Linked DNA regions of Homo sapiens: all the other regions are linked to region 2. Evidence: chromatin loops called from intact Hi-C (ENCODE). Cell type or tissue: GM12878. All regions are shown on one strand. Each heading gives the region's core, and the rest is flanking DNA. Links, peaks and the distances in the headings are about the cores only.

Evidence for each region. Peaks named below come from ENCODE experiments on the same cell type or tissue, not always from the same donor. Only the 100,000 strongest peaks of a DNase experiment are listed, where the experiment ranks them.
Region 1: a loop joins it to region 2, with 5 times the contacts of the local background. A loop is called at or near these places in 2 of 110 quality-filtered maps.
Region 3: it touches region 2 in a loop (2.3-fold over the local background); 2 of 110 quality-filtered maps call a loop at or near these places.

What each region holds. Positions count from the first base shown.
Region 1 is chr9:106,305,271-106,315,762 of GRCh38, reverse strand. All of the region lies in intron 3 of LOC107987108 (a long non-coding RNA gene), which reads right to left. It overlaps LOC124902240 (a long non-coding RNA gene), which reads right to left and starts at 6,156. Exons shown (of 2, transcript XR_007061716.1): 1 at 5,274-6,156; 2 at 1-2,597. In GM12878, for the core only: no CTCF peak of the experiment used is centred there; DNase peaks (open chromatin) are centred at 4,752 and 5,659.
Region 2 is chr9:106,416,879-106,427,370 of GRCh38, reverse strand. All of the region lies in intron 3 of LOC107987108 (a long non-coding RNA gene), which reads right to left. Among named protein-coding and RNA genes, the nearest start is that of MIR8081, 180 kb to the left of the region's middle. RefSeq lists an enhancer at 6,522-6,601. In GM12878, for the core only: no CTCF peak of the experiment used is centred there; DNase peaks (open chromatin) are centred at 5,400 and 6,540; H3K27ac peaks cover 387 bases.
Region 3 is chr9:106,322,065-106,332,556 of GRCh38, reverse strand. The region is part of intron 3 of LOC107987108 (a long non-coding RNA gene); the gene reads right to left. LOC124902240 (a long non-coding RNA gene) reads right to left here. Exons shown (of 2, transcript XR_007061716.1): 2 at 1-10,492. Among named protein-coding and RNA genes, the nearest start is that of MIR8081, 270 kb to the left of the region's middle. In GM12878, for the core only: no CTCF peak of the experiment used is centred there; no DNase peak of the experiment used is centred there.

The sequences.
Region 1 (10,492 bases), core at 1,649-9,648, 110 kb after region 2:
CTTGAAATTTCTACTGAATGGAAAACAAAGTAGATTTTTACAGCCTTGAAATATGACAGACAGAGGTGCTAAGGCATCTGAGTTTTTTTAATAAAATAACTGAGAAATCTTATATTGTTATCAGATATATTTGAAAAGTATTTCCTTCCAAAGACATTTCACCCAACTCTATAGAAGCCAGTTTATTAATACTCCCCAAATGAAACACTTACCAAGTAATGCAAAGTGAGTAGCTATTCGATGTTAGTGAGTTCACCTTGAGAAAAAAGATTTTATTATTTCTTTTTATCTTGACTAATTGTTAATGGAAGAATAAGCTTAACCACTGAAAAACTGTTATCTTTTGTAAATAACTTCTCTAACTGAATCAGGATTTTTTGTGCCATGAAACCAAAACAAATCAATGGAATAGCTGGATTCAGACACCAATTATCCCTCATAACCCCTGATTTCAAAATTTTATTGATATATAATTTTGAAATATTTTAGTTGACTTTATAATAGGTATAATTAAATAAATATACATGTAAATCTATAAAAATAGGTATATTTTTGAACTCAAAAATACTCTAAACACTGCCTTTTCTCCTTATATATTTTGGGTTCCTCGTATCTTTTTTTTTAAAAGAAACATCACTAGAAATAAAATAAAGTTGATTGAACCAACTCTTTCAATTTATAGAAAAGGAATTTGGGGAGGGGAAGCCACAGATTAGAGCATTCAATAGGTTCTGAGAGATTTGGGACTGTATCACTTACTCTCTGTGTGCTACTAGCTAAATTTCTTAATCTCTCAAAGTTTCAGTTTCATATAAGGTGCATGTAACAATATATTCGACATAACAATAGTGCCTAACTCAAGGGTGTTATTATAGTTAAATTAGATATAGTGAATTCTCTCTAAGAAGAAAAAAAAAACACAGTGAAAATTGCCCTGCATGGGAAAGTGACCCTGTATTACCAGAAACCAGCAGTACAGCCTGGACTCCCGGGCAGTGGTCATAATTCCATGAGTGTTCTCTCCATTATACTCATCTGAGTCAAACCCAGTAGAGAAGTTCACCTTAGGATGAAGACACATGGCTTCTTTTGAAAGAAGGAGAAAGGGCAGAAGTCCAGGGTGAGTAAAGGAAGATAAATTCTGAGATGGAATGTGGGCAATGGCTAGAAATCTTTTTTTTAAAGTGGGAGTTTATTTGTTGAAATATGAGCTTTTGAGTGACATGGGAAAAGATGGAAGCAGCTTTTGTAGGCAAAGAGTCAATTAAGTATGAGAATAATAAAATTTACTGAGCTCAATTTTCAGCGAAGTTTAGAGACTTTGGAAAAATATGGAACTTTACATTTCAGTAGAATTACTACAAGTTCAGGCTTTGCTATCCAGTAACTGTGTGGCTTTTGGCAAGTCTTCAATCTCTACATACCTTTCTTGTAAGGTTACTGTCAAGATTACATTAAATACATTAGATGAAGTTCTGGGCTGGTTGCTGAGGTCCCTAGGCCAAAACGCAGACATGTGACCCAGGTCCTTCTAGATCATGAGCTCTTTGAGGCCAGACACCATGTCATCCTCATGTGTTATTGAGTGTTGATGAACCCTAAACTCTTGTTTCTTATATTTTTTTATCTGAATATTTGACCTTTTGTCCTGCTAGTGGTGGCCCAATTTATGGGACCTGCTGCTTCACACCTTGGTCTATGTTACTACTCTAAGTTTCCTGGAATAAAATGAAAATGATGACCACTTTGTATAGGTATTATAGGATCTAGAAGTAAAGCATGCGAAGTCTTTAACATAGTCTCAGCACAAAGAGGAAAATTCAAGTTTTAGTATCTATTGTTTTCTGATTGTCTTCCCCTATGAAATGGGATAATAGTGAAGTTTTTCTGAAGTCTAAATAAAATGTTTAAAATATGAAAATACTTTTCAAATTATAAAGTTCTAAACATTAACATAATCGGCAGACAATAATTTATGTATCTTTAATAGAAGATAAAACAGAAACAGTAACTACTAGAACTTGAATCTTTCTCAGTACGTTCTCAAACTGAGGGATATTCTTCCTGCTAGTTTACTGGTTGAATGAGGTTTTTCCACCTGCACTCTGGAAATCATTCCCCATACCTTTTCCAAGAAAGTTGTTCTATAAATCTATAATTTGTAGCCTCTATAAGATCAAGCAGCAGCTAGTAATATGCACACTTAACAAATACATACTCATTTTCCAAGGACGCTATGGAGGAAATTCCTATGCTGGGTGGAAGACAGGACTAAAGTGATACAAATGTTGAATTGGAAAGCTCCTACCCACAGCAGTCCAGCCAAGAGGGTATTTATCTACCTTCTTAATAAGCACTTACAGTAACAGGACAAACATCGTCCCATCAGGCATCTCATTCAACTTTTAGAGCACCTTCATATTTGGAAAGAAATTTGTTATATTGAGCTAAAACCTACCTCTTCTTAGTACACAGTCTTTCCTCTGAAGCCATCAAAAACAGTTTTTTCCATCTTCAGTGTGAGTATGTCAAATGTTTTGAGATAGAGATCAAGCCTTTTACCATTTAAATATGCCATTTGCCATCATGCGAGGCAGCTGGAGAGAAAAGTGGTCACTGGGTTTAAGGAGCATCTCAGGCAGGGTTTTGCAGACTCTCTAACCACAGCCTGTCTGTTGATTGGCCATATCAGGTAGAAAGGAAGCCACAGGATATTACAAACCACCCAAATCTGCCCCTTCTCTAGAAATTCTCTTGCATACTTGTAAACTTTTGTCATTTTCTAGGGAGTATGAAGTAACACATTTGTAAAAGACTTGATTTTTGTGGGAAAAATCCTCCTATATATTTAATAGCTACAGGGATTATGATTCTATCTCACTTTTTTTCTGCCTCAGGTTCAAGTGCCTTTTTGTCAACTTTTTGGTATTCATCTCCAATCCCTTCTCATTCTTCATTTTCTCATTGTATAATTTCTTTCTTCCGTTTCAATAAGCCATTTGAGAGGTTCCCTCAAATCATTTTATCTTTGCCTCAAATATGGTAAGAAATTGGCATGGAACCTACCTGTAGTCAGGATGACCTCCAACAGGAAGAAGATCACAACAGGACAGTAAAACACCTCACCTTCTCTATGCCTCCTGATGACTGATAGGCCAGGGTTGGATTTTGCAGTGGACACAGTCCTGTTGTCTAATCCCAAGTACTCCTAACTGCTACCAAGGTGGGGACCCAGGTTTCCGGTTACTGCTAAGCCAATGCATCTATTACTTTGTCATCTCACTCTTAGTTGCCCAGGTATGAAATATAAGTCATTTCTATAGGTCTCTGCAGACCTAGTTCCAGATGCTCAGCAAGACATTTGTTTAGTCTCTGGATATTCTTCAATGGTGTCTGTAAACCACTCTCAGTCATACACTTCATGTTAACGGCATTTTATCAGTATTTTTATATACATTATGGAGATCCTTATAACACTTCTGTGATGTATACAGAATAGATATTATTAATAATTATCATTTTGCAGATGGAGGAGTCAAGGGTCTGAAACAATATGTTTTCCTGCACAGATTGTGAGTGTTAGAGCTAAGACTCCCATGCAGATCTTGGACCCAAAGTTTCAATTTAACTCACACTGTATTACTGATACTATTTATTCCTAAAAATAAACAGACAAAATAACCTACTATGGAAATTATGACTCTCTATGGAAATTATGAATCTCTAAGTACAAAGAGTTTTCACCTAAATTCTTCAATCTTGCCTTAAAAAAGCAGCTTCCTGAAGTATCCCTAGAATACTTTAATCCAAAGCTTGCTCTCTTCTCCTAAATCCAAGTTAAATCTGTTATCACTTCCACTTTGACTTTAAATTATATTAATTCATTCAATATTTTTTCCTTATACCAGAGAGCCAGACATTGGGAATTCAAGGTCAAGTAGGATATGGTCCTTGTTTTTGAAGAGTTTTACTGTGTAGTACAGGCAACAGGGAAATAAATCAGGAATTTCAACATGATTTTAAAATAGTATAAAAATAATAGTGTTTATAATAACAATGGCTAAGATCTATTGAGTACTTACTATGCGTCAGGTACCACTTAAACACTACGTATATGGTAAAAGAATTTTTACCATACACTGTATTATGATTTATATTTTCTTAAGAATACTCATTCCCTGCCCAATTTGTTTACAAATTTGTCAAAAACAAGAACTTTCCTGATTACCTTGTGTGTGTCCTCAAGTAAACCAAAATGAACCAGTTTGTGGTAGCAGCCTGAAGACTGTTAATAAACTAAACTGGGATGCAATTAAAAAAAAAATCCTAACTCGTTTTAATGGCAACTGTTGCCAAGAGACACTTTTATTATGAGAAACTGTTTTGTCTAGGTTGAGTAGAGATCATGAAAGGACAAATTTTAATGGCATTTGAACTGAATGATAGCTTTAAATGCACAAAAAGGTCAAAAATTGTTAAGATATAAAACATAACGTCTCACAGATCAAAAGTATATGTGAAGAATTAACCTTACAAGAGAGGGAGCAAAAGATAAAAGCAAGGAATTGGAGTATATGCCAGTCCTACCCAGGTTATGCCACTGCAATGATTAAAAATCTTAGTGGCTCAAAACAGTGCTTTTCAATCAGGAGCAATCTTCCCCATAGCCCTATTTGGCAATGTCTGAAGGCAGTTTTGGTTGTCACAACTGGGGAAGTGGGTGCTACTGACAACAAGTGAGAAACTGCCAAGGTTACTGCTCAACATCCTATACACAAAAGAGCTCTTTCACATCACTCCACCCCTGTATTAGTCTGTTTTCACACTGCTATAAAGAACTTCCCTGAGACTGGGTAATTTATAAAGAAAAGAATTGACTCACAGCTCCACATGGCTGGAGAGGCCTCAGGAAACTTACAATCATGGTGGAAGGGGAAGCAGGCATGTTTACATGGCAGCAGGCAAGAGAGAACGACAGTGCAGGAAAAACTGCCAGTTATAAAACCATCAGATCTCATGAGAATTTACTCGTTATCACAAGAACAGCATGGGTGAAACTGCCCACATAATCCAACTACTTCCATCCCTCCTCACATGGGGATTATGGGTCCCTCCTGCAACATGTGAGGATTACAATTCGAGATGAGATTTGGGTAGGGTCACAGAGTCAAACCACAGCAACGCCCTAAGAAAAAATTATCCAGCCCTAAATATGACTAGCTGGATTGAGACTGAGAAACTCTAAATTAAGATAACCAAGGGTTAATACTCACTCATACAACATGTCCACTGTGGATCATTCAGCTTAGAGCTTTGCTCTAGTGTCATCATCATCCTCACAACTCAGGATAACAGGGCAACATGACTGAGAAGAGAGACAGCTGTGGAGTATCTCGCAGTGGCAACTAAATGATCCAGTTCTGAAGTAACATGAATTATGACTTCCACTCAAACTCATTGGCTAGAACTAGTCCTGTGGTCCCACCCAAGCAAAAAGGAGCAAGAGAGTACAATTCTACTATGTGCCCCCCAAATGGGAGAGCTGATATGTATGATGAATAGCACAGATGAATGGTTTGAGGTATGGAGGCAGGGAATAAGAAAAATAATGAGCAGAACTGTTGCTGCTCTAATGACATTCCGAAGTTCTGAACTCAATGGTTTCACTTTGAGAATATCTTCAAACAAAAGGACAAATATTCACAACCAGTGTGGTTCAGGGACTTTTCAGCTGAAAATGGTTAGAAACAATGCCCATTTCACAATGTTATTAACATGTAAAAGCAATCATCATGGTGCTTAATTGCTAAGAAATACTCTTTAAACCCTTGTCCCTCCTCCTTTCTTTACAGAGTAGATTAACAGCAATAGCATAGCTAAAGAATGAACTTATAAAAAATGGGCTATTTGTTTTCCATTATGTAAGAGAGAAAAATATAAGTGTATATTTAACATATGATACTGGAGAACTTCCCCCTTTCTTGCAAGAATTGCATCAATTACCTTATGGATTTAAAAACTCAACCATCTCTCCTCACTTCTTTCTCCAAACTTTTGTTACATGGAGTTGTAAAAATTGGAAATTAGTTCATGTGGTTTCCTTAATTAAATCTTTTAATGACTTCCCATGACCCTCAATTTAAAACCCTAACTCCTCACCTTTATGATTGTTTTTTTTTTTTTTTTTTTTTTTTTTTGAGACAGAGTTTCACTCTTGTTGCCCAGGCTGGAGTGCAATGGTGCGATCTCTGCTCACCGCAACCTCTGCCTTCCGGGTTCAAGTGATTCTCCTGCCTCCGCCTTCCAAGTAGCTGGGATTACAGGCATGTGCCACCATGCCCGGCTAATTTTGTATTTTTAGTAGAGACAGGGTTTCTCCATGTTAATCAGGCTGATCTCGAACTCCCGACCTCAGGTGATCCACCTGCCTCGGCCTCCCAAAGTGCTGGGATTTCAGGCGTGAGCCACTGCGCCTGGCCTATGATTTCATTTCTTACTTCTCCATTTCTCATGTTTTTCTCTGTGGCCCAACCACTGACATTTTTCTGAACACAACGTTAATCTCTCAAGCTTCATGCCTTATTGCAAGCTGACTTCCTCTTTCCTCTGGCCTTGGCAAACCATACTTTGGCCTTAAAAAGTGCCAGCCATAACTCTCGTCAGGAATACTTTCCCTGAGTTTTCTCACCCCTATATTCATTTCTGTGATAATATTTATATATTACTTGACTGTTTATGTATCTGACTGTTTTATGTAAACTGCTTCTAACGGGGCCACATTTCCTGTCAACATCCATACAGCCTAGTACAGGGCCTGACATAGAACGGTATCTCAGTAAATGTTTTCTGAATCAATTATTAAAATATAAATTTTATTTTGCTACGTCTTCATAATGATCATTTTAATAACTTTATATTATTTAGTCAAGGAATATCCAACTGTAAAAAATTAAGATACCATTTTACTTTAATAAATTAGAAAAGAAAATCATATAAAGAAAAAATATCAAATACATAGATTATTTTTCTACAGCACTATAGAAAAACAAAATTGTTGCCTTCCTTTATTAGATGTAGCTCTTAGGAAGGGATTGAATGGAGGTGTGAATGACTGAATAAGGTTAAATAAATGGGCAAAAAAATGGTTTTCATATTTTTTCTTTCCCAGGAGTAGTTTCCAACTCTTTCACAACAAAATTCTACTTTTGTTATTAATTATCTTAGGATGGTCAGACCTGGACTCAAATCCCAAGTTTGCCTCCATCATTTCCTCTGGAGACTCTTTCAGCAATAAGGGCCTCCCAGCAGAGAACCATTAATTTAGTGCAGATCTGTAATTTTACACAATCCTGTGAGATGCGTCCTACTATAATCCCATTTTATAGATGATAAAATGGAGGCATCAACAGGCTAAAATCAGCTAGTACATCAGATCAGGCAGTATGATTCAGAGACCACATTTATAGTCCTTATACTGCAATATCTTCTATACCAAAACATATGTATTGGAATGGCTTGAAAAGCTTCATCCCTGGAAAAATGGCTCTCATAAAACTGGTTTGAAAAATAATTTGGAAGGTAGAAGAGCATCAGTGGATATATGTTTATTATTTTGTTCACTTTCCATCTGAGCTCTCATCTTTTTTTATTATTTATCTTAAGAAATTAGGTGGGAGGCAAAGATTGCCTTCCACTGTAGTGAAAATATTTTGCATTTTTTCTGGGAAAGATGGAGGGCACAAAATGGAACAAGAAGATTCACTCTGAAATACTTACCTGTATAATTTTCCAGGGATTTAAGTTTTCTTATTTTTATTCACAGAGAGAAAAAGTCATAACTGACCTCAAAAGAGGTCATTCCTTTACAGCAATGACTCATATGCCATCCAAACCATAAGTTATGAAGTTGAAATCTAAGAGGAAGTGGCCAATTTGTCAGCTGTACCTGAAGAAGAACTTCTTTTCAGCAGGAACCATCCTTATGTGCTTATTATTGAAGTGAATCTACTCTAAGGACATGGCCTCTTTCTGAAACAGATTCAGGAAGGACTGTTATTTAAAGATGATCATGGCTTTGACAAGGTGATAACTCTTATCTAACTCTTGTATATAGATGCTAGCAACTAACTAATCCTGCAGAAGACAGCAGAAGAATAATAAAGATAACTTTGGCTACCATTGTTTCAGTGTCTTTTCCCTGTTCTCAAACTGGGGGAAAGACATACACTTTGGTGCTGGCAGCATTGAATCACTAACAATGAAGACAAAGCATGATGCAACTTCCTGGAGGGACCATTTGACTCAAAGATTATTTTGAACAGTATGTTTTATTTCAAAGAGGTATTAAAAGAGGTATATTACAAAAGAGAATTTTAAAATTAGCATGATTTTTAAAATTTCATTTATTTATTCAACAAATATTTACTGAGCATTTGTACAAAGCCTTGGTGTTCCTATCATGGACAGAATCAAATGGACCCTGATCTCAGGAAATTTAGAACCTGATAAGGGAGGCAGAGGAATTCGTTGCAAAAGCTGGGATGAGTGCTCTGAAGAAAATACCACAGTTCTTAAAGAGCCTCGCACAAAGGCAAGGGAAGCATGAGCTGAGATCTGAAGGATGAGAAGGAGTTGAGTAGGTAAAAGGCTGGAGAGGTGGTGCTGGTGGGAGATGCAGATGGGGCAGTATGAGTCCAAAGCCTTGATGTGGGCAGGGATTAGGAAGAAGGCCAGTGACACCAAAGCTCACAGGGTAAGGGAGAAAGTAGTGGATCAGGCTGGAGATGTTGCTGGGGCCAGACAGTGCAAGGACTTGTGAGCATGTTAGAATTGCAGAAAAAAATGAAACTAAGTTCTGGCTTGAGGGCACTTTGCAGGTAACTGTCTGATCCTTCCAGAGGAAATAGGCACCTTCTTCTCTGTTATTGAGGGTATGTGGATGGAATATATGGAATATAGGAAGCATGAGTTTATCATATATCTTGAAAGGTCAATTGTACTGCTCCTAACCATCACTCTACCCCTAATTTGCAGGTGAGAAAACTGAGGCTCAGAGAGGTGAAGTGACCAAGGTAGAATAAACTGTAATGAACTGAGTTGGGGTTCAACTTTGACCTACTGGACTCATCTCAGTAGGGAGATTTTGAAGCTAACTTTGTTTCCTCCAAAATTTTGCTTGTGACAAGTCAGGCCTAGGTATATTCTTTGGGTAATAGGTTCCATTTTTATTGCTTTTAAAATTGTCTTCAGTATGATTTCTTTTAGGCCAGGCCATTTTGTGGAGCTCCAAACCAACACCAAAACAAATTTGCATAGTTGGCTTTAAATGATCCTCTTTTTGTCACCCTATCAGTCACAGGTGTATTCGACACTCAGATGCAGACAGCTTTCTTTTTGCCCATCTGAGATGTGAATCACTGGTCAATGCCAATCACATGCTGCACAATAAATTCATTGCTCTATCCTCAACAGGTCATTCTCATTCTACCTCACTTGTCTGGAATTTATAGGGAATTCAGAATTTGTCAGAGTTGAAATTGACTAGTGCAAAATTCTCACTAAAAGAGATTTAGTTAAGATGAATCCTTGGCACATCCAAGGTCTTAGTGAATCAGCACATTTACAAATATCACTTTAATATAATTTCTCCCAGAAAAAGAGATCATGAAAGACTGAAACATTTAAGTTGTGCTTTAATAATTTACTTAATGAGCAGTATTTGCACTGAGTAGAGTGCTGCCTGAAGTGGAATCACAAATATCTTTTTCTTAATGCTGTAGAGAGCATCTGGTGGACTCGTTTGTGTCATAGAACCAGAGTACTGCCAAGTGTGACATTCCACTCCTTAATGAATCCAAGGGTTCAGCTTCCTGGCAAGGGACCATCACTTAGGCTTCTTATTTTCTATTCCCTTTCAGCACCAGCTCTGGCAGTTGATGTTCTTCCCTTAGCTAGTTGTTATTTTTGTTTTGTTTTTACAAAGAAACAATTTATCACATTATGAGAATTGAGAATTACTAAGTTCTCCTCAAAAAGTGTGGAACCACAAAACTAAACCCAAAATCTGGGTGGTGGCTGGCTACATTCACAGATTCAGTGGCTTAGTCAAAATGCAAGCCTTACAAACCCATGAGACTCAAAGTGCTACTGCAGCAAAATGATAAAACACCCATATTCTGGTCTTGCAAGGTCCCTTGTGAATAGCTGAATCCCTGGATGCTAAATTCACAACAGCTAATGGTCTACTCTGTTTTCTTAAGTTTTCACCTAACTTGCATTTTGCTTTTTATGTGTTAATATCCACAGCTCTAAGTCCTTTGTGTATACTATGTCCTCAGCCTGTCTTGGGTCTCTCTTTGACCTTCTACCTTTGACTGTGAACTTGCCACATGACTTTAATCAATTTATCATTGACACTGACCTTGAATAGCACCTCCCCAAATCCCCATAGCCAGTTCTGATTATTCTGTTAATCTGTTTCTATGAAAGTTCA
Region 2 (10,492 bases), core at 1,200-9,199:
AAATAACATACACATATTCACACAGAAGAATTGTTTATACTTTTGCATTATCAGGAAATTTACCGATAGGAAATAAAATTAAGATGACTTTGTTTTTTAAACCCTGTGCTTTTGTAAGATCAAGTAGTTGGTTGTTGTTACTTTTGGGGGGTATATCACAATAATTTGAATACACACTTAAGACATTTTTTATGTAAGTTTTTAAATTTTAAAATGATGTATTTTGGCTTAACATGTCCCCTGACCTTTCATCATAGAACCTTAGCAATCTCTGCACCCCAGTAAAAGAAATGAGAACTTAGCATGATATTCAAAGTCCCTGCTCCTCTTTTACTCTTCATTGCTCATTCTCTGCTTCCCACCTTGCTTTCTGGCTCCAACTGTCTGAGTTTTTCCTTATTATAGTACAGGTCATGGAGAGGAGGATCTAAGAACCTGATCAGCAGAGTAGGCAGCCTGGGTGAGAGTCGGAGGCATCTGTTCTCATGGTTTCGGACAAACTATGCAACATCTCTGAGCCTTGGTTTCTTTAGCTATAAAGGGAGGAAAATAATTCTATACCTCATTGGGTTACTGTGAGGATTAAATGACTTAGTACATATTAGGAGCTTAGAACAGTGCCTGACACTTGAAGACTATATAAGGGTTAGTTTCTAATTCCCCTAATGATCTAAATGAAATCTCTCATGCACACTATGGTCCTTGGCTGTGGTCTCTTCTGGGACTCCTGTGCTGCACTGGCCCCCAGAGAAAGCCTTCTCATCCCCCAAACTCCCAGGCCAGATGGAATAGATGTCCCCAGTGTTTACTCATCATTTTGAGTTGTAACTGTCAGTTTACTCAAGATGTGCATGTTCCACTCTTTCATTAAAACATAGTTGAATTAATGCATTTTAGAAAGAGCAAGAGAAGCCACAGAGAAAAATGGGATTCACTTTGGATAACACTGGATGCAAGATGAATTTTCCAGGTTACTTTTTTTTTTTTTGGTATAAAATGGTGCAAACTGGTAGGTCCTTTGGAAGATTTATTCTTTCCTTCTGCACCTGCAGCCTTGACCACCACACTGAATGCCCCTCCTATATGCCCAGTGTCTCTTAAAGGATGGCTCATACTTGTCTCTTTCTGTGATCTTGGTTCCTCTTTCTGGGTTTGGGCTGGCCCACCCCCCTTCACCTTGTCCTTCTCAGGGCAGCAACAGGTTCTTGTGGTCTAATGACCCCTATTGATGGAGGGGTCACTGGCTTCCAATTCTTTGGGGCTGAAAATGTCCCATCAATATTTTGGCCCTCCAAGGAGAAATGAGGGGTTCTCTCAGAGTCAATTAAATTAGATTAAAGATCACTTGGAATTACATACCCTGTGTAGTCCTGAAGGCGCTTCCCAGGAAGCTTAACTCAGAAAGGGATAGGATTTGACATTCTCTTTAAGCGAAGCTGACTGATATCTGCTTTAAGAAAGAATATAGCACAGTAGCAGGCACTCCATCCTCCCCCAGCTCTACCAAAATGCTGCTCTCTTGAGCCCTGGGACTCTGCAAGAGCAGATATTGGTAAGAAGCTCATCCTTGGCTGGAGGCCCCAGGAAGAGGAAGCTTGGAATTTCTCCAGAGGAAACAGTCCCACATGGTGGGCCTCTCTACATTCTAGGGGTCGGCTCTGTGATTTTCACACACAAAGAAGCCTTGAAGGGCAATTCCCAAACCTGACAGTTCCTCTTTCCATTTCACAGAAATCAAGGAATCTCAGCTATTGTACCTAAGACCAACTTAAACGGGAAGCAAATGATCTGTCATGTCTTTGGGTCTAAGCATTGGTGGCCTTTTTTGGGTTTCTTTAATCTGTACTTAATGTCTAAATGTTTCCCTTTGTATCTTGGGGCACTTGGGGAGGGGTGGGAATGCTAGTGGAGTATGATTAGTGGTTTAGCGTCTTCTTGTCCATTTTAACCACCACACTGCATCCTTTTGTGTTTGTGGAACCTGCCATCATTCTCTGCATTTGTGAGGGAGGAGGACCAGAGGGACCTGCCGTGAGAGGCAGAGCAATTGGAGGGTGGGGACAGACTGGCAGGCATTCCATTAGCCCCAGCCCATTCTCAGAGTATACTGCAAAGAGATCAGATCACCTATTATTTCTTCCCAGGAAATGTTCTGCTCTCTTGAGAGTGGGAATATTTGGAAGCATTCTCTCCACCCACTCTTTGGAAATGGTGACCAAACTGGACTTTTCCCTCCTCTCAAAATATATGGGAGAGAGCATGATTGTCCCGGGAATGATCTAGCAGATTTTTCAAGTTTTATGAGATTATGTGAAAGTTTCTAATCTCAGTATCAGAAGCCTTGAGCTACCATGCTCTTTGCTTTTGACATCCTCTCTATCAGGTGTCCTGGGAGCCAGATGTCAGAGCTGAACAGATGGGGAAGTTTCCCACAAAACAGCCAACCACTGTTCCTGGGTAACACAGTCTCTATTGCTGTAAAGAAGACCTCTTGAAGGTTAAACTTGATGTTTTAAAAGGTCAGACTTGAGTGTCTACCTGTTCTAATACAGATGTTTCAGACTCAGCAAGTTCATTCACAAAAACCCTGAGTCTAGCTCAGAGCTAGAATATAATAAGAAATCAGAGAATGTTGGTGAACTTAGCTGAATTTGAGCTTTCTCCTCTGTTGGGACTTTGGGGATGTGAATTCAAAAGATCAGCAATGACTTCAGCATCTTTGTCATATTCCAAAAGATAGCTTCACACATACCTAACTCAGGCGTGGGTTGGAGAATGCACTGATTGAACTTTTGTAGTTTTAATCTGCCTTGGGACTGGATTAAGAGTGAGGAGGACTCAATTTATGTCCCAATCCTGCTGTGTAACTAAATAATTTACTTACCCTCTCTGAGTCACACAGAGTCACTGTGAGGCTCAAATGAGATAATGTATGTTAAATCCCTTTATTAATTGTAAATCACTATACAATAAGACAATAGTGTGGTTATTATTATTAACGCAATTAATTTGCAACGGATGCATGAAGGAAAGTAATTTCTATTACAAACCAGAGGTTAAAAAAATCAAATCCCCATATAATCTTGTAAGCTTGAATCAAATTGCAATTTAAATCTATACAGGTACATGACTAAAGAGTATAATATTATTATTAAATATCTTTATTACTTTAAAATATCTATTATTTGAAAACTAAGCATAAATGTGCTATGGTGCCATGTGACACTAGAATTAACGTAGGACTTTGAGGTAAAGTTAACATGATTGTGAGAAACCCAGACAGGTTTCAAGTGAACTGGGCAACTACCTTACAGCTTCTATTCTGCATTGCTCTTCCTGGGACCACAGGGTCTCTTAGCTCCACTTTTCCCCACTTATCTGCTCCATTCTCAATTCAATGGATAGGCTTGCACTGCCAGATTTTCGATTCTGGTTCTCAGAATCTTTACTTATTTGTCCCCATGGCATTAAATCTGGTGTCATCTCTACATTACCATTTTTCAACACTGCCTGAATAACATATCCCTGTGAGAGACATCCTAGTTGGCTTAGTGTAGGTCACACAGATACCAGTCCAAATGGCTGTAGCTGCAGGTGTCATGTGTAACTTGAGCTGCATCTTCCAGGCTATGGGCCGGGTAATGACTTTCAAAAGAGGGTGAGAGGGGCTGGAAGAAAATAGGAAACTGCCCTTGATTTCCACTGGAAACACCATTGGCCTTTCTATTCTTGCAAGCTGTGTTGCTTACATCACAGTTTAGTGCTTCATTATTTCATTTGCCCCTTCCCAATTAATCTGTAAGGTCCTCAGGACAGGAGGCATGGCTCGTTCTAGTCTATTCTGAATGAGTCCGACATTCAGAACCACGATGGACACACTGTAAGTATTCAGTGAAGCCTTGTTGGTTGTTATAAGGTAATTGTCATCCTTCACATGCATATAGCACTTTACAGTACACACGGCACATTCCCATATATTGACCCATTTGACCTCATTAAAATCCTGAATCATTATGACCTTCACTTTACCAGTGAAGCAAAAGCAAGGCACAAGGATAATAAGTGACAGGACTCGCATCTAATTTTACACAGTGTTCTAGGTGCCTCTAGAATATCTAAGAGAAGATGTCGAGGAGCTAGTTAAATCTGTACTCTAGAGAGAAGAGTAGCCTAGAAATATATATTTGGGTATCATGTGAGTATGCATTACATCTGCATAAATACAATGGCAGTGAATGATATATCCAGGGATCTGTGTGTAAAGTAGAATAAAAGCTAGCCCAGAACAGATGCCTGAGAAACACTAACATTTACTGATTAGCAGAAGAAGGGAGCCCATAAGGAGACATAGAGAAAGCATCCCAAGAAGCAGCAGAAGAAAACCAGGATGGGTGGTGTTTTGCATGACCCGGGGGAAGAGAACTTCTCAAAAAGAGTAATCAACAGAATCAAATGCTTTCAAGAGGCCAAATGAGATAAGAACTAGAAAATTCTCTTGGCTGACCAGCTGCGGGTGGCTCACACAGGTAATCCCAGCATTTTGGGAGGCCAAGGCTGGTGGATCACTTGAGGCCAGGAGTTCGAGACCAGTCTAGGCAACATGGAGAAACCCCATCTCTAGTAAAAATTCAAAAAAATTAGCTGGACGTGATGGCACATACCTGTAATCTCAGCTACTTGGGAGGCTGAGGCACAAGAATCGCTTGAACCCAGGAGGTGGAGGTATCAGTGAGCCGAGATTGTGCCACTGCACTCCAGCCTGGGCGACAGACGGAGACTGTCTCATAAAAATAATAATAATAATAGAAAGAAAGAAAGAAAATGCCCTTGGCATTTGCAACAGGGAGATCATCAGTAACTTTTATCAGGGGAGTGTCAGATTAGAGGCAGGGATGTAAACCAAACATCAATAAGATAGAGAGGGAATGGGAGGTAAAAAGAGGAAACAGTGAGTTCAGCCAATTCTTTTAAGAAGTTTGGCTGTGAAGGTGGAGGATAAGATACAACCGCAGGTAAGGATTCAGTGAATATTTAGTTTTTTTTTAACGTGGGAGAAATTTGAAGGTATTTAAAGCCTGAAGGAGCCCGAGGGAAGTATTTCCCAGGGAAATACTTTACCCGATTTAGCAGAAGGGAAGGGAGAAAGGATGAATGTAGATGCCAATAAGTTTGTTTGGGCCAGTGTAGGTACTGAAAATGTTTTTTTATTTTCTCTGTCTAAATTCAAAGCAAGGACATTTCTTAAGAGTAAGGGAGGTGATGGGCTCAGGAGAGTAGAGATGGTTTGGTTCTATTTATGAAAGTACCCACTGACATCCCCACATACCCACATCCTGTTGCCCAGTCATTGCTTGTCCTTTTATTTACTCTCACATTAACTCATCCATTCATTCAACAACTGTTGAATGAAAATCTGTGTGGCAGGCTGTGGGAAATGCACTGGGGGTACAGAGGTAAAAAGCACATCGGGTAGGCATGAGATGACTGTCTGTGGCTACACAGGAAGGTAAATTTTATTTGACCCATAATAGGACGGGCCCAGTTACTGTAGTCCCTGGAATTAGCACATTAACAAAGCAAGCCACACGGCTACATCCTGATTAATCTGATTATTAAACAGATACATTTCATGATTCATGGGATTACAGTCATCCATTCTCAACCCCTACAGAGCCTAAAATCTCTCTCTTCCAGCATATGGCTCTACTTGAGTTTCTGGCACAAATCCTGTGACCTCCTCTGGAAGAGAACGCTAATTGTCCCCCAGTATCCATCTCCCTTTCTTCCATGGTAAGTGAATGTAGCTAGGTCCATAGCTAACTCAAGTAAAGAATACTTTCCCTAACCCCCTTCATGATTAGGTATAGCCCTGTGACTAAATTCAGGCCAGTGGAAAGTAACAGAAAGTGAAGCAGGTCATTTCCAGGTTAGTCCTTAAAGGGCAAGGGCATGCCCTGCTTTTCACCTTTTCCCTTCTGCTGGCTGGAATGAGGGCAAGGTGGCTGCGAGCTTATGATGTGGATGCCACAGAGGAGGGAGAGTGGAGCAATCTTATGGAAAGAGCCTGGGTCTCCTTGGTGAGTTCTTCATTTATAACTCAGGACTTTAGAAATAGCTGAACCTCCATGTAGATGGAGCAGTAGACTTAGCTAAGGGGATTTAAGAGCCATAAAAGATGAGAAAATGGTTGAGAATTTATGATGCAATTTGGAACAATGGCGGCCAAGAGTCTTTCATCCCTACAAGTGGGGAGTTTCAGCAGGAAGGTAAAGGAGTTGTGCTAGGTGTCTTCACACCTATAATTTCCTTTATTCCTCACACCAACCTTATGGAATGCATACTATTATCTCCATTCTACAGATTTTGAAAACCAAAGAGATAAGAGGTACCCAAACATGCAGTTATTGCACAGCAGAGCTGGAGTATGCACTTCTTTCTGCAGAGTGCTTGGCTCTGTTTTTTCTCTTTCACTATGAGACTTGCTCTTGCTCATGTGAGGGGGCCCCAGGCTGCAAGGAGAGCAGACACTTTCATCAGCTTTGTGGCTTAGACGGAATGAAAAGTCCCTCTTTCCTGCCAGACCACAACGTCCTGTGGCCCTGTGCCCATCAGGCACTGCCACCTTTGAGCCCCTGTGTGTACAGTGGTGATAGGGCTGAAGGGAGGGGAAGAGAAGAGAAATGCCCCCAGGCCAAGACCCTTTACAATGGAACCAGGTGCTATAAATTTCTCCAAATGCACCACCGCTCTCCACACATGCACATCTGGAATGCCGCATAACCCCTTCCCTCTCCAACCCCCTCTGCAACAATGACTTCCTGGAGCATTTTAATGACTCACCATTGTAAATAATATACTCTACCCTTTCTTGTAAAAAAAAAAAAAAGCTGGAAGTTTCTGCAAAACCAGCAAATTACTCCAAATTATAATTTCATCGAAAACACTGGGAAAAAAAACAACAACACCTTCATAGCCTGAGGTAGGAAAGGTTCAGGAGATTTATGTCTTTCCTTGAACATGTAGATTTATAACAGTGGATAATGTACATTCATTTCATCCATATTTATACCTGAATTGATGCAGAGTCTGGTATCCATTACTTTAATCTATGTAACTTGATCATCAGAAATCTGAACCATAATTTTAACACGTATTACAAAGAGTTTCTTTTGGGCTTAAAGGAAAATGACGGCAGAGAAGAAAAGCCATTAAGACCCAGCTGCAGTCACTTATTCCTGCTGCACTTCCTTCTGCAATATGTGTGGGTCTCCCTCCCCATTTCTCATCCCATACCTTCCTGGACACACACTGGCTCCCTCACTCAACCTCCAGCACTAACTGTGCTGAGACTGGAAAGGAGAGAGAAATGATGGGCAGGGCAATTCCAGGGAATTCATGGAAATAAATCTCTGAGATTCCTGCCAAACCAGAGCTCACACAGAGGCGGTAGAAATGGGCAAGTAGTAGCCTCTAGTCACTTAGTTGAAGTGAAAAAATGCAGAGTCTGATCAAAGCTTCTCTCTGACAGACAGTAGAAATTAAACCCAGACACCAGTTCTCAAAAAGCATGGCTGGCACAGAGCACATGTTCCTGTCCAACTTCTGAGCATCAAACATTAGCCTAGCTCAAAACTCCAAATTCCTGTCCTGGACTAAAGCCAAGTGGTGGGTTTTTGAGGGATCTGGGACCCAGAATTATATTAGGTGGAAGATGAAGAATGCAAGACCCGGGACCTCACTGTAGTAGGTGCATGTCAGAGAACTCTCTTGGGCTGACATCCTGGGATTTCCTAAAGCCATAAAAGCACCACGAGGGCAAGTCATTTTGTTCACTTGCATGGTCAAGGCTGGCACTTAGTAGGTGCTTGATAAATTTTGTTGAATGAAGGTCTTTGTTACAAACCATTCCAGAGCTATAAACTGTAGTGTGAGTAGATACAGTACAATACTGAAGATGAAACCAATGGGGTTTTATGACATTAAGAGTACTATTAGGAGTAATATGCAATCAAATTTATTATGGCTTTCTGTTCTTTTCTCTTCCAAATTTTCTTCCATTCTTTATCGTGTGTGTCACCAGAATGTTTCATATTTTATAAATATTTCGAGATTTGAAAGCATGATGCTATTTAATGTTCATAGCAATCCTGGGACACAGTTGTAACAAACAATTCCCATTTCACAGATGAGGACACTGAGAAGCAGAGTTTCCATAACCTGCCTGTGTTCCCCACCAGGCTTTCAGCACTGCTGTCTCCCGATTCCCATGTTCTTTCCTCTACACTGTGCCACAGTGGTGTGTTCTTGGCAGGGGTAAAGGGCAGAGTAAATAGAGAGGGCATTTTAGGAGTGCCTGGAAACAGCTGATCTGGCCCCAATTAGCATCCTGGAAGAGATCACCAACCCACAAATCACTAGGTTTGCTAAGTACTGTTCTCTAGAGCCTCCTGAGGATAGTGTTAGATTTGACACTCTCAAGGGAACAGATTCCAGCTGTCTGATCCTTGAAATCAGATAAAACAATAATTTCGCCTTATATTTTTCTGATAAAAACTGATGTTTAAGAAAGAAAATCTACCTCTAAAAAGGGGACTGAGATAACTTTTGTTTCATTAGTATTAATTTTTTACTACAGGAATGTGTATATATATATATGTGTGTGTGTGTGTGTGTGTAATATATGTACATATATAGTATATCTATGTATATATGATACATTTAACATATACTTTAAAATAAACATAATTATGTATTTAATATATAAACATACAAATAATAATAAATGTCTTTAAAAATTATAACCTAAATAAATGATTATTATCTTTTAGCAGGGGAAGACCTCCAACTATAATCTATCCACACAACTATAATCTATCCTGTAAACAACTGGGCTTCTTGAGAAACCCCCATGAAGGGAAACTGAAGTTTTTCACATAACATGATACAGGCACAATCGGAGGCATGCAGTGAACGTTCATAATGGCCAGCCCTACCATTTCAAAAGCATCACTTCCATTTGAAGAAAACGATGCTAAGGGTCAGAGAAGTTTTATCTTGACTGAGATTCCACATACGTTAAGTGCATATGTTGGGATTTGAGCCTAGGTCTGAGTGGTTTATAGCCCATGGCCTATCCAATCCGTTTTCACTATTAACATGTTTCTACCAGTTGCATTTGGAAAACAGGAGACTCTGAATCCTGAATAACGTAAAAAAGAAAATTTATTTAGGTGTTACCCTTAAATGGCTTCTTCAAAAATTCACCCGTTATCTCCCCAATCAGATGTGAGCTTTACCTCTTTTGAAACCAAAACTATTACTTTATTTCAAATTTATGGAAATCCTTCACCCTCATATTACTTGTTTCAGGTACTAACCCTGTAAGAGAGGCACTGAAGATAGAATGCTGCTATCACTCCAACACCATTAGACAGATGAAAGGCCAGTGACTTAGCCAAGATCACACAGAGAAAGGGCTCACCCATGTACTAATTCTGTGGTCTGAACTGCAACCCTACGCCCCTGGTTTCAAGAACTGTGCTACTTTCAACTTATTGAAATGGAAAGGAAGATAGAATGTGTTACATTTCTCTTAATCATTTTTATGTGACTCTTATGGGCTAATGAAACAGCAAGATTCTATTGTGCATTTACACTGTGCCCAGAATTGAGCAAGGAAATTAGATGACAAAGAACCATGAACCAAAGCCTCTGCCCTCAAGGGCTTAACAACTGAGTGAGGAGGCATAACTGAAAACACTTGCATTATTTGGGCAGCAAGTGGCCTGTTGCACTCTTAAATGTCCGTGAAGCCAACCAGCTTTCCCATGTCTCTGTGTTTCCAAAGGCGTGGCCCAGTATCTGGTGTTCAGCAGGCCAGAGCTCCTGCACACAGCTGTGCTCAAGCTATACACCTGCTGGAAACCTGTAAAACCATGGACATCTGGCCAAACCAAAGCCCTGAGCAACTCCCTCTCTTCTATTTTCACAACCACTGACTTTCCACTTTATTCTTCCATTCCATTAGTTGGATTTGGACTTGACCCATATTACTACAAAAATAGCATTTGTCAAGTCATGACTGCAGGCCAGGCATTGTGCTAGATATTTTACGCTTGCTCTCTCAAATCCCGTAACACTTACGGATGGGAAAGAGAATTGTGGTCCCTCTTTTACTAACAAGGAAATGAAGGCTGAAGGCAAAGTTAAGGAAATTGCCTGAGGACACGGCCTACAATCTGAGCCTGAAAGTTAGCAGTGAAGTGCAGAAAACCTCAAATAAGAAGGACTGGTTTAGTATGCTCATGGTCAAAAACAAAAAAATTTCATAAAACCATCTTGCTTTCCTCAACATGCCAGTGATCTGACATAAATCTAAAGATGGATCTCAAATTAGAACATACTTTGAGACACATGGGCCCAGAAAAACATACAATAGGAAACTAAGCATTTTTTGTTTATGTTACTAGAGGAAGATTTTAAAAATCTCTTC
Region 3 (10,492 bases), core at 787-8,786, 94 kb after region 2:
ACAGATTATATCTAAGGAATTGCATCTAGCTATGTATGTGAGTTCAACAGAAACTGTGCAGAGGAAATAGTTTCGTGAGCTGGGCTAAATGAACGTAAGAGAGAGGTCACCAAGTGGAAAGATAGAGGAACACATTCCAGGCTCTGCAACTCTTTGTTTCAAACAGCAGAGTTATGACTTGTTACTCACAAAAAGCTGAATTATGTCTCTTCCAAAATTCATATGTTGAAGCCCTAACTCCCAGTCCCACAGAATGCAACTACATTTGGAGATAAGGTCCTTAAAGAGGTAATTAACTTAAAATCAGGCCATTAGGGTGAGCCTTACTCCAATTTCACTGGTGTCCTTATAAGAGGAGGAAGAAACCAGGGATATCCTTGCACAGGGAAAAAGCCATGTAGGGACACAGAGAAAAGGTGCTATCTGTAAGTCAAGGACAGAGGCCTCACCAGAAACCCACACTGCCAACACCCTGACCTTGGACTTCCAGCCTCCAGAACTGTGAGAAAGTAAATTTCTATTGTTTAAGCCACCTGGTCTGTGGTATTTTGTTACGGTTGCCTTAGAAAACTAATACAATGTCTCATATGCAAATTGAAAGGAGAACAGTCTATACCTATTGCACAGAAAACTTTCAAATAAATATTTACTGAATTAAAATAAATTTGAGTTGCACAGCTGACCATATTGAGCACTTAAGACACATCATACGCAATTATCTAATAGAATCCACAGTCCCATGATGTAGATATTATTTCTATGTTATTTATGAGGAAACTGAGAGTTGGTGAAGTTAACTGGGTTGCACAGTGCCACATAGCTTGCAAATGAGCATGTATTTGAACCCAGACAGTCGGATCTGACAGCACATACTCTTAGTTCCAGCAATCTGGGGAGTGTAGAAGATCGTATGGAATGAGAGGAAAGGCCAATTCACGAAGGACCTTGGATTATAGCTATGGAGGCAGAATTATCAAGGAGTCAAAACCTAAGTCAGTAATTAGAAAACCTGTTATGAAATTACCTTATTTATTCAGACTGGCTTTAAAGTTATTCACAATCCATGCACATAACTCACCCCACCACCCCCATACCTCACATAGATACAGCCCTCCCAACCACTAATCTCCACCCTTGTGTAACACACATACACACAGACACACACACACACTGACTCAAATACTCTCCCCAAACTCCTCAGACAATACAACTTTTTAAGAAGTCCTTTGAAGAATGCCTTAAAGGATTTGAATCAATAATCTCCTCAGATCCTAAACGGGAGCTCCCCAGTTTGCTTTTTAATGATATCTCCCAACTCGGCAATCACAACTGCTTCTTACTGTTCACTCCTAGCTAGACTGGTCTATTCTTCGCCCAGCCCGTAGAGTATGTGTGTTTTTTAAATAAAGAAACAGACATGGAATTAAGTCTCCGTGTCCCATGTGCTTCATTATCCTGGCTTGTTGGGAATGTGTTAAACATACAGTGTGAGTTTTCATAAGTAGCAGAAAAGGATCAAAGGAACTTACTTTACCAAAGGTTTTTCTTTTCTCTCTCTCTCTCTTCCTTAAGCTGAGGTTCGGGTGATTCAAATCACACTAGGTAGTTGAGCTGATAAGATATGGGAGGAGAGATCTCCAGCAGTAGTTTTTATTTCAAGAAAAGAAAACTTTTTAAGTCATAAAATGTTCTCAGGTGTCTTTGATTTTTTTTCAGTTGAATTGCAAACCTGGAATTAGAAGACGTTTTGAAAAAATATGCTTGATGTCAACCCTAGGTAGTTATATAAATAGAGGGAATTGAATGAAGTTACATAGCCCAAAGATTACACCTTGCTATGCTGCTGAGATTTTACATACCAAAAACTTTAAAACTTTAAATGGACTACTTAAAATTACTTTCTCTACTGCATATATCCCCCTTAATAATAAAGTTTCTGTATGCTCTTCTGTAAAACTTTGAAGTGCTTGTTCCTAGAAGACTATGCAGGAGTGCTTGGATTGGGAGAATTTGAATACATCACCCTGAGATGAGATGTAATGTGAAGTTCAGGGGGAAACAAACTTGCTCATTTGATCGTATTTTTGCGACACATAGGGTTTCTTAACTTTCGGATTTCCCTAGACTAATTGAGTTTCCAAAGACAAGACTAGAATCTAGACGATCTCAAACTAGTCTAGAGTACAAGTTTGTAATGATGAGTCCCTGGGCTCTGGCTTATGTACAGGATTTAGACATTTTTCTAGGTAATACTGTATTTTAAAACATTGCTTTTCAAAATCTAGTTTTGTTAAATAAAAATCTATTACTTCTCTCCTTTAATTTTGCAGCTACTATTGTAGTATCATTTTTGCCAAAAATGGTTCTGAATATTTGCAGATTCATATATCTTTGATGTGTATCAGCAGATACTTTTTTATTTGTGTGACATCAGTGAAATGGTTAAAATTTCAAATGAAAGCTCAATAAAATATATTTGAGTGTGAAATAGGTCATGGCTAATCATGACCCTGAACAGATTTTTGTTGAGTTTTCAATTATTATTTTATGCATACTTTAGTAAGTTATAATCAGACTGCCCACAATTTTTGTATCTTGCTTTCGTCAAAGTGATTAAAGATTTTTTTACGTTACAATCATAGCAAAATATTTCACTTTCTAAATCTTCATTAAGGTGTGATTTAGACACAATAAGACTCACCCATTTTAACTGTACAGTTTAAAGATTTTTTGACAAATGTATACATTCATATCAATACCATCAAAGAGATGGGATGTTTCTATCAACCTCAAAAATTACCTTGTGCCTCTTCACAGTAAATCCTTTTTCCCAACCCTAATTAATACTGGGGCTAATTCTTTCTGTAAGTATACATTAGTTTTTGCCTTTTCTAGAATTTTATGTGAATGGAACCATGCAATATGGATGTGTCTGGCTTTTGTGTCTGGCTTGTTTCATCAGCATATTAGTTTTAAGATATATCTTTACTGTTGTATCAGAATTATACATCTATTTGTTTATTCATTCACCTGTTGATAAACAGTTGGGTTGTTTCCAGTATGTGGTTATCATTAATAAAGCTGCTATGGACATTTTTGTACAAGTCTTTTTGTAGACATATGTTTCCATTTTTCTTGGGTAAATACCTAGGAGTGGAATTGTTGGGTGGTAAAGTGAATTTTAATTTTTCAAGAAACTGCCAAATTGTTTTCTAAAGTGGCTATACTATTTTATACCCCCTCCAACAATGTATTAGAGTTTAATTTTTCCACATTCCGCCGACATTTGGTATTATCAGTCCTCTTAACTTTAGTCATTTAGGGATGTGTAGTAATCTGTTGTTTTGGTTTTACTTACATTCCTGATGATTAGCAATCTCGAGCATATTTTCACATGCTTTAGTGGATATTTATGTATCTTCTTTTTGTGTCTGTTCAAATATTTTGTCCTTTTTTATTGGTTTATTTATCTTCCTATTATTGCTTTGTATGAGTTCTTTTCATAGTCTGGAAACAAGTTTTTTAGTCACATGTAGGTACTGTGAACTATACCTTTATAGAACTACACTGAATTATGGCTTTCCTTTTTTTTTTTTTTTTTTTTTTTTGAGACGGAGGAGTCTAACTCTGTTGCCTAGGCTGGAGTGCAATGGTGTGATCTTGGTTCACTGCAACCTCCACCTCCTCAACCTCTGCCTCCCAGGTTCAAGAGATTCTCTTGCCTCAGCCTCCCAAGTAGCTGGGATTACAGGTGCCCACCAACAAGCCCAGCTAATTTTTGTATTTTTAGTAGAGACGGTGTTTTGCCATGTTGGCCAGGCTGGTCTCGAACTCCTGACCTCAAGTGATCCACCCGTGTCAGCCTCCCAAAGTGCTGGGAATACAGATGTGAGCCACCACGTCCAGTCCTGGCTTGCCCTTTCATAGTCCCTACAGTGACTTTGTGGGGTTTGTTTGGGTTTTTTTGGGGACAGAGTCTCGCTCTGTCACCCAGGCTGGAGTGCAGTGGCATGATCTTGGCTCCCCGCGATCTCCACCTCCCGGGTTCAAGTGATTCTTGTGCCTCACCCTCCCGAGTAGGTGGACTACAGGCATGCACCAGAACACCTAGCTAATTTTTGTATTTTTAGTAGAGATGAGGTTTCACCATGTTGGCCAGGCTGGTCTTGAACCCCTGGCCTCAAGTGTCCCACCTGCCTCGGCCTTCCAAAGTGCTGGGATTACAGGTGTGAGCCACCATGTCCAGCTTACAGTGACTTTAAAAGAGCAAAAACATTTTTGTTTATAATTTCAAACGTTTTTTTCTTTTATAGTTATTGCATTTTGTGTCTTAAGAAATTCCTGCCTTCAAGATTGTAAAGATTTTTCTCCTAGGTTTTCTTCTTGAAATTATATCATATATATATAGGCTTTGGATCCTTTTTGAGTTAATTTGTATATGAGATAACATAAAGGTCAAAATTCATTTCTTCCCATATCCATATCCAATTGTTCCTATCTAGCTTGTTAAAAAAGTTATTGTTTTTCCATTGAATTACCTTGGCATATTTTTGAGTCTGTTCTAGACAATTTATGCTGTTTCCCTGAGCTCTATGGATACTCTTATGTTAATACTATACTGTTTTGATTACTGTAGCTTTATAATGCATCCTGAAATCAGGTAGTATAAGCCCTTCAACGTCTTTTTCCAAACTGCTTTTGCTATTCTATTTTCTGCATTTCCATTTAAATGTTAGAATCATCTTACTGAACACAGTCATTATTATATAATCTCTGAGAGAGAGAGGAAGGGAGAATAAATCCCTTTGTAAAGAGAAATAAAACACATGCATTTTTCTCTCATATTGCTATACAGGCAAATATAAGATCAAGCTAAGTTGTTGAAGATGATTTGTTTATACATTAGAGTAGATGCATTCATTCTAGTAAGTAACTCTTCCTGGGCCTTAGTTTCCTTGTCTACAAAGTGAGATTGTTAGTATTACCAGTGGTTTTCAAATCCTGCTCTACAAAACCTCAGGGTTTAGAAGGAGAAATGTTGTGTTAAAAGTCTGAGCTGGCAGATTCCAGGGCTCTCAGCATCTCTCCATGTAGAGAAGATCTCATTGGTTAGTTTTGTATAATGCAGTTCTTTATCAGACTTGTTTTAAAAATAAGCATTTGCTAATAAAAACAATTTGGAAAACCACTGAATTAAACGGACCCTAAGTCTTTCAGTGAAGTGTTGCATTTGAAGCTATGTCATCTTTTAGTGGATTTGTCTACATAAGAAGCCCTGGGAAAACTGGGATTCTTTGCTGCCAAATATGACACAAAATGCCCTGAATATAACTTATGTTTCCAGGATATAGCCAGATCTGGGCTGATCCCAGAAGATGTTAGAATCAGAAGTCAGGTTCAAATTCAGTGTTCTGAGCACCTTCTACTATGGGCCAGGTGCCTTGACTGCATTCTAACACATCTTTCCTTACTGAACTCTCACAGGAGATCCATGTTACTATCACTATTTTGCAAATGAGAGCATTAGAACTCAGTTTAGTAAGCAATGAAGTTGAGATCTGAACTTAGCTTTCCTGACTCTTTCTATCACCTCTCATCCCCATCCCCAGTATCTTAGATTCATGAGCAGAGCCTAGGCAGAGTCTGGGAACCTGATGTGCGTTGCTAAATAGGCCAAGAAACAGGTGAAAAGCTTGGAGACTCAAAGGAAGAAACTAGAACCGGAACCCGCCTTCATGACTACTTCATCTCAAGAAAACCAAAGTCAAAGCACACCATTTGAAACTTGACTCTGCTATTTATTAGTTTTGTGATCTTGGGATAATGTTTTCACTTCTCTGAAACTCAGTTTCCTTGAACATGAAATGAGAGCAGTAAACCTCATAAGGTTTCTGTGAGAGAATTAAATGAGATAATGAATATGAAAATGTCTAGCTCAAAGTCTACAGATAGAAAGTGCTCACCCCCACAGTGCCACATGGGCAGACCATGGACACATCTGCAGCTGCAGCACTTTCGAATCAGACCCTCAACATGCACAAGAGAAAAGAAAAGAGGGCGGGCCAGGGAAATAAGATTATGGTTTCTAGGCAACCATGGAAAGGGAATAATATAAGGGGCATTTCTCTTAAGGGTGCTACATTGGCTACTTCACACAAAGATGCCCTGTCAGGTTTTAAAAGTAGGATACAACCATCAATGGATCTAGAGAGCCTTTTAATAATTTACAAGTCTTCAAAATTCCTCCCAACCATTCTCATTCTCATATTCTCTTTCTCTCTCTCCCCTTCCCTCCTTCCCTCCCTCCCTCTCTTGATTCTCAAAGTAGCCAGGGAGGAAGATATGAGAAATACTTTCATTCCAATTTTATAAATGATCAATCTGAGAAAGCTGAGAAAATTATGCAGCACACTCATGCGCTTGGGGCTTATATTCCCCCTGGGCTGTCATTTCTTTGAGGACAGGATCTATACCTTATTCTTCTTACATACCTTCCAGAAAGGTCCTCAAAAATAAAAAAAATAACTCAGTAGAAGGCACTAGTCTAAGGCTTGCTCAATCAGGAAGCTCAGCCATTGTTTTCTGAAGCAGAATCTCAGGCTAAATTTCAAGGTCGCAGATGCTGTGGAAAGCTTCTTCATTTGGCATGAATCCATTTAGGAATAACTTATTTTAAATGTCTTGGTACATTGTCATGTCCCACTGCTAATCCATTCTTCGTTTTTTTCTAATTTTTGAATAATGCATATACTTTTTTTGCAAGTGAGAAACAGCCCAGAAAAGCAAAAGAAAACACTGATTAAAGATAAATTTTCATTTTGCAAAAGAATCTTGATGCTAGCTCATCCTTCTGATTGGCTGTAAGTTGCAAGTACAATTAATTGACCTTGGACATAACATGTTTTAAAGCCAGAATGGGTGAAATTTCATGGGGGCATATTTATCTTCAGTTGAAATGCAACTTGCTGTCTCTGAATATCATCTCAGTCTGGTATTATCTCTGATTGAAGGCAGGAAGCGTTGTCCTGCCTATTAAAAATGTACTTCGTCTGGACCCAAAATAAAAATATGTCAAATGCTAAGAGACCCATATTTGAACCTTGACTCTTCAGATTTACAATGTTCCATTATGAATATCACTAAAACAGCTCTGTGTGTCCAAATAACTACTCGTCCTCCTTCCCCAGCTTGTAAAAATTAAGAGAATACAGCAGAATACTGACTTTCTTAGAAGAAAGAGCTTGCTAGGTAAAGGTTGAGATGCCCCTGAATCCTTAGTACCGCTGATCCTCATGTTCAAGTCATAAAAGTAAGACCAAGAAGACATGTTTTTCTTTGAACAATTTGAGGACTGGATTTTCTAACCACCTTTGAACCCTTTAATGTTCAAATTCCTCAGTGGCAAGCATTCCAAAGGCTTGCAGGACTCCTGAAATCTGAGAAGTCTCTTCAACCCAGAGACACGTTGAGCCTGAGCCGAGCTGAAGGCTCACAGATGTGGCTGCAGCCTGGTTCCCCGAACTGAATGAGGAGAACAGAACAACAGTAAATTGTTTAGATGATACTCCCTCTCTTTTCTGCCCACCCCAAAGCTTCCTTCGAGCTTCCTTCGGTGCCAGTGCCCCTTCTTTTATCACTTTGGGGATAGGGCTTGTCAATCAAGGGGGTTCTCTCACCTCCGGCCCATTCTGATGGAGGTGACATCTTTCCAGCCTCAGCCCCACCATGGGGGTGGCACTGACAGGCTTTCTTTGACTGTGTCACTCACAGCTGGAGGAGAGTCCAGCCTGGATATAAATCTCTCACAGCTTGCTCATTCTCCTTCATGAGGCTGTGGGGAGAATGATCAATGCCTTCCTACAAGGCTAGTTTGCTCAGTGAACCACAGAGAGAGAGAGATTACAAAGAGCCCATTTAAATACCTAAGACCCCTCCACTCCCTCCTCCTAAGTCATAGACTTGCTCTTAAAATTTCAACGGATGTATCTACGAATGGTAACCTCAGAGAGATGCCTAGCAAAGCCAAAAATACAATTTCAAGAGCGAACCCAGGCAAGCTTCCTGAAAATAAAGCCCTGTGTATATTTCGAAGAGGGTGCCTCTCCATCGTAATTGCCTGAGCTGCCAGTTGTTCCATCGGATGGAAAGCAGGCCCTGGGACAAATGAGACTGAGAGATTAGCAGGACATTATGGGGCACCGACAGGTGCAAGAAGACAAAAATTCATTTGCTGAGATGCTGAACTCCCGCTGCAGCCTCCAGGCTGGCAACAGTTCCTCTCTCCAAGAACCCAAAGGTATTTCTGGAGTGGCAGGTCATTTTACACAAGCCAGAAGTCTTTATTGGGCTTTTTGTGTTGTGCCCTGCATTCACTGTGCATTCCAGGAGTTAGCCTGTCTCTACGGCAACTGGTCACTAATCTGGCCTGCCTTTATTTCTCGTTAATGGACAGTCTGGAAGTAAGGGTGCAAGCTATGTCCTCTCCATGGCCTACTGGATGTATCATGCTGGAAACAATATTCGATAATACCATTATTACATATCCTGTTCATAACACTTGGTACATACCTTGTAATTGGTTCCCCTGCTACCAATTTCTTCCTTTGCAATTCATGTTCCTTCCACCCTAGCATCAGAGTGATCATTTCAACTTAGTAATGTTATTCTCCTCTTAAAAACACTAGGTGGCTTCTGGTCAACTATAGGTTGGATCCAATTCTTCTTTGGTATGCTCCAGAGAAGGGCTGTTCCACCCTGAGTCTTGCTGTGAAAAGGACATGGAGCCATAGCCAACCCATGATGGACATGTAAGCCAGTGATAAACAAACTTTTATTGTTGTAAACCCCTAAGACTGGGGATCATTTGTTACCTCAGCCAAACTTAGCCTAAATTGACTGAAAAAGTAGGTTTCTTGGAGGTCAACTTGTTTGATACATAAAATGACATTAGGGGAACTCTTAAGGGCCAATTTTGTCTTAAAGAAGACACATTTTGAAACAGTACACCTTGAAGTTGAAGCCTATTCCATTCCTCTGTAGAACCAGTATTTAGAGTCATTGAGAGGAGAAGTCTGACTCCTTCATTGTGATTGAAAACACCTTAATTTGGAAATTCCCTTATATCTAAAGAAAAAAATAAAATGAAAATCTGAGAAACAACCCACAATCTCAATGTATAATCTGGTTTCCAGAACAAGGAAAGAGATCTACACTTAAAAATTTCTACTCTGCATCAAATGCTATAGAAGTTTTATGTTTATAACTGGGGTCTCAGCATGAGCCTAAGCACGGATTCAGACATATCTGGAGATGTCTGACAAGTATGGGACAGGTCTGCCAAATGCCTTTTTGCATAAAACCATGGGGAGTTTCCTGGGAGCAAACTCAGGGAAGAGGAAGCCAGCCCAGTGGAGACAGCACTATCATTCTAAGATAGGTGTGGTGGCTGTTGGATTTTTCTCTAAGCATAGGCCCCGTGGGATTAATCATATCTGAGTACTCTGGAATGAGGAGGCGAAAGGAGACACCCAGTAATTGTCATCATAAAGGTCAGCCCTGCATTAGGACCCCTGTGATGGAATGTGCCCTTAAGCAGAGAGAGGGACTTTCTTCTCTGCTTTTCCTCAGAATGTCTCTGAAGCCCCAGGCCCTGTTTGCTTTCAGGAATTGTTTGCCTGTTGTTAGTGGCACTCAACAAATACCCTGCTGAGACAGAATAGTAATAATGGTGCCAGGAAGGAGACAACCCGAAGATGGCCATAAACCCTTGAAAATTCATTACATGGAGATGAGGTCATGTGTACACGAAAGGCCCAAAGCTATAGAACCACCATTGCTATTGCTGATGTAACCTCATCAATTTCTACCCAGTAAATCAACAATTATATTTCCGGTATCCCATCTGTGCAAAATATTTCTGTTACATTCTGAGCGCTATTCATGAGCAATACTCCTTGATCTTAAGGGGCTAGTCTCTAGCCACCACAGGCTGACAATGCTGGAGAAATTCCACCTGATCTTAAATTATCTCATGTATTCATAATAACTCCGAGTGAGATCTTTATCTTCTTTAAAAAAGAAAAGGAACTGAGGCCCAGAGAGGTTAAGTAAATTGCATAAGATAACACAGCTTATAAGTGGTAAACAAGAAAAGCAACTCAGATAAAACATAAACAATTAATTTTCAATGCAAGACAGCACTCCTGCTTATTACAAACAAAACAGAAAGATGAAGAAACAAACAAAAGCAGCTCTGCAGACCGTTTTTCTATGTTTCTGTGGTGGGGCTATGTCACCAGCTCTTACGCCCCGGGGAGAAAATAGCAGCTGTCAGAGGCTGCCCACCTTGCTTTCCCTCTAGCTTGTTCTCTAGTAGCTTCTGCAATTTTTCCCCATGCCAACCCGAGCCTCAGGAGTAATCAAATCAGTAACTGATATTCAGAAAGTAGGTATAGGCTTAGCTGAAGTGGATTTTGTATGTTAATTAAGTGTT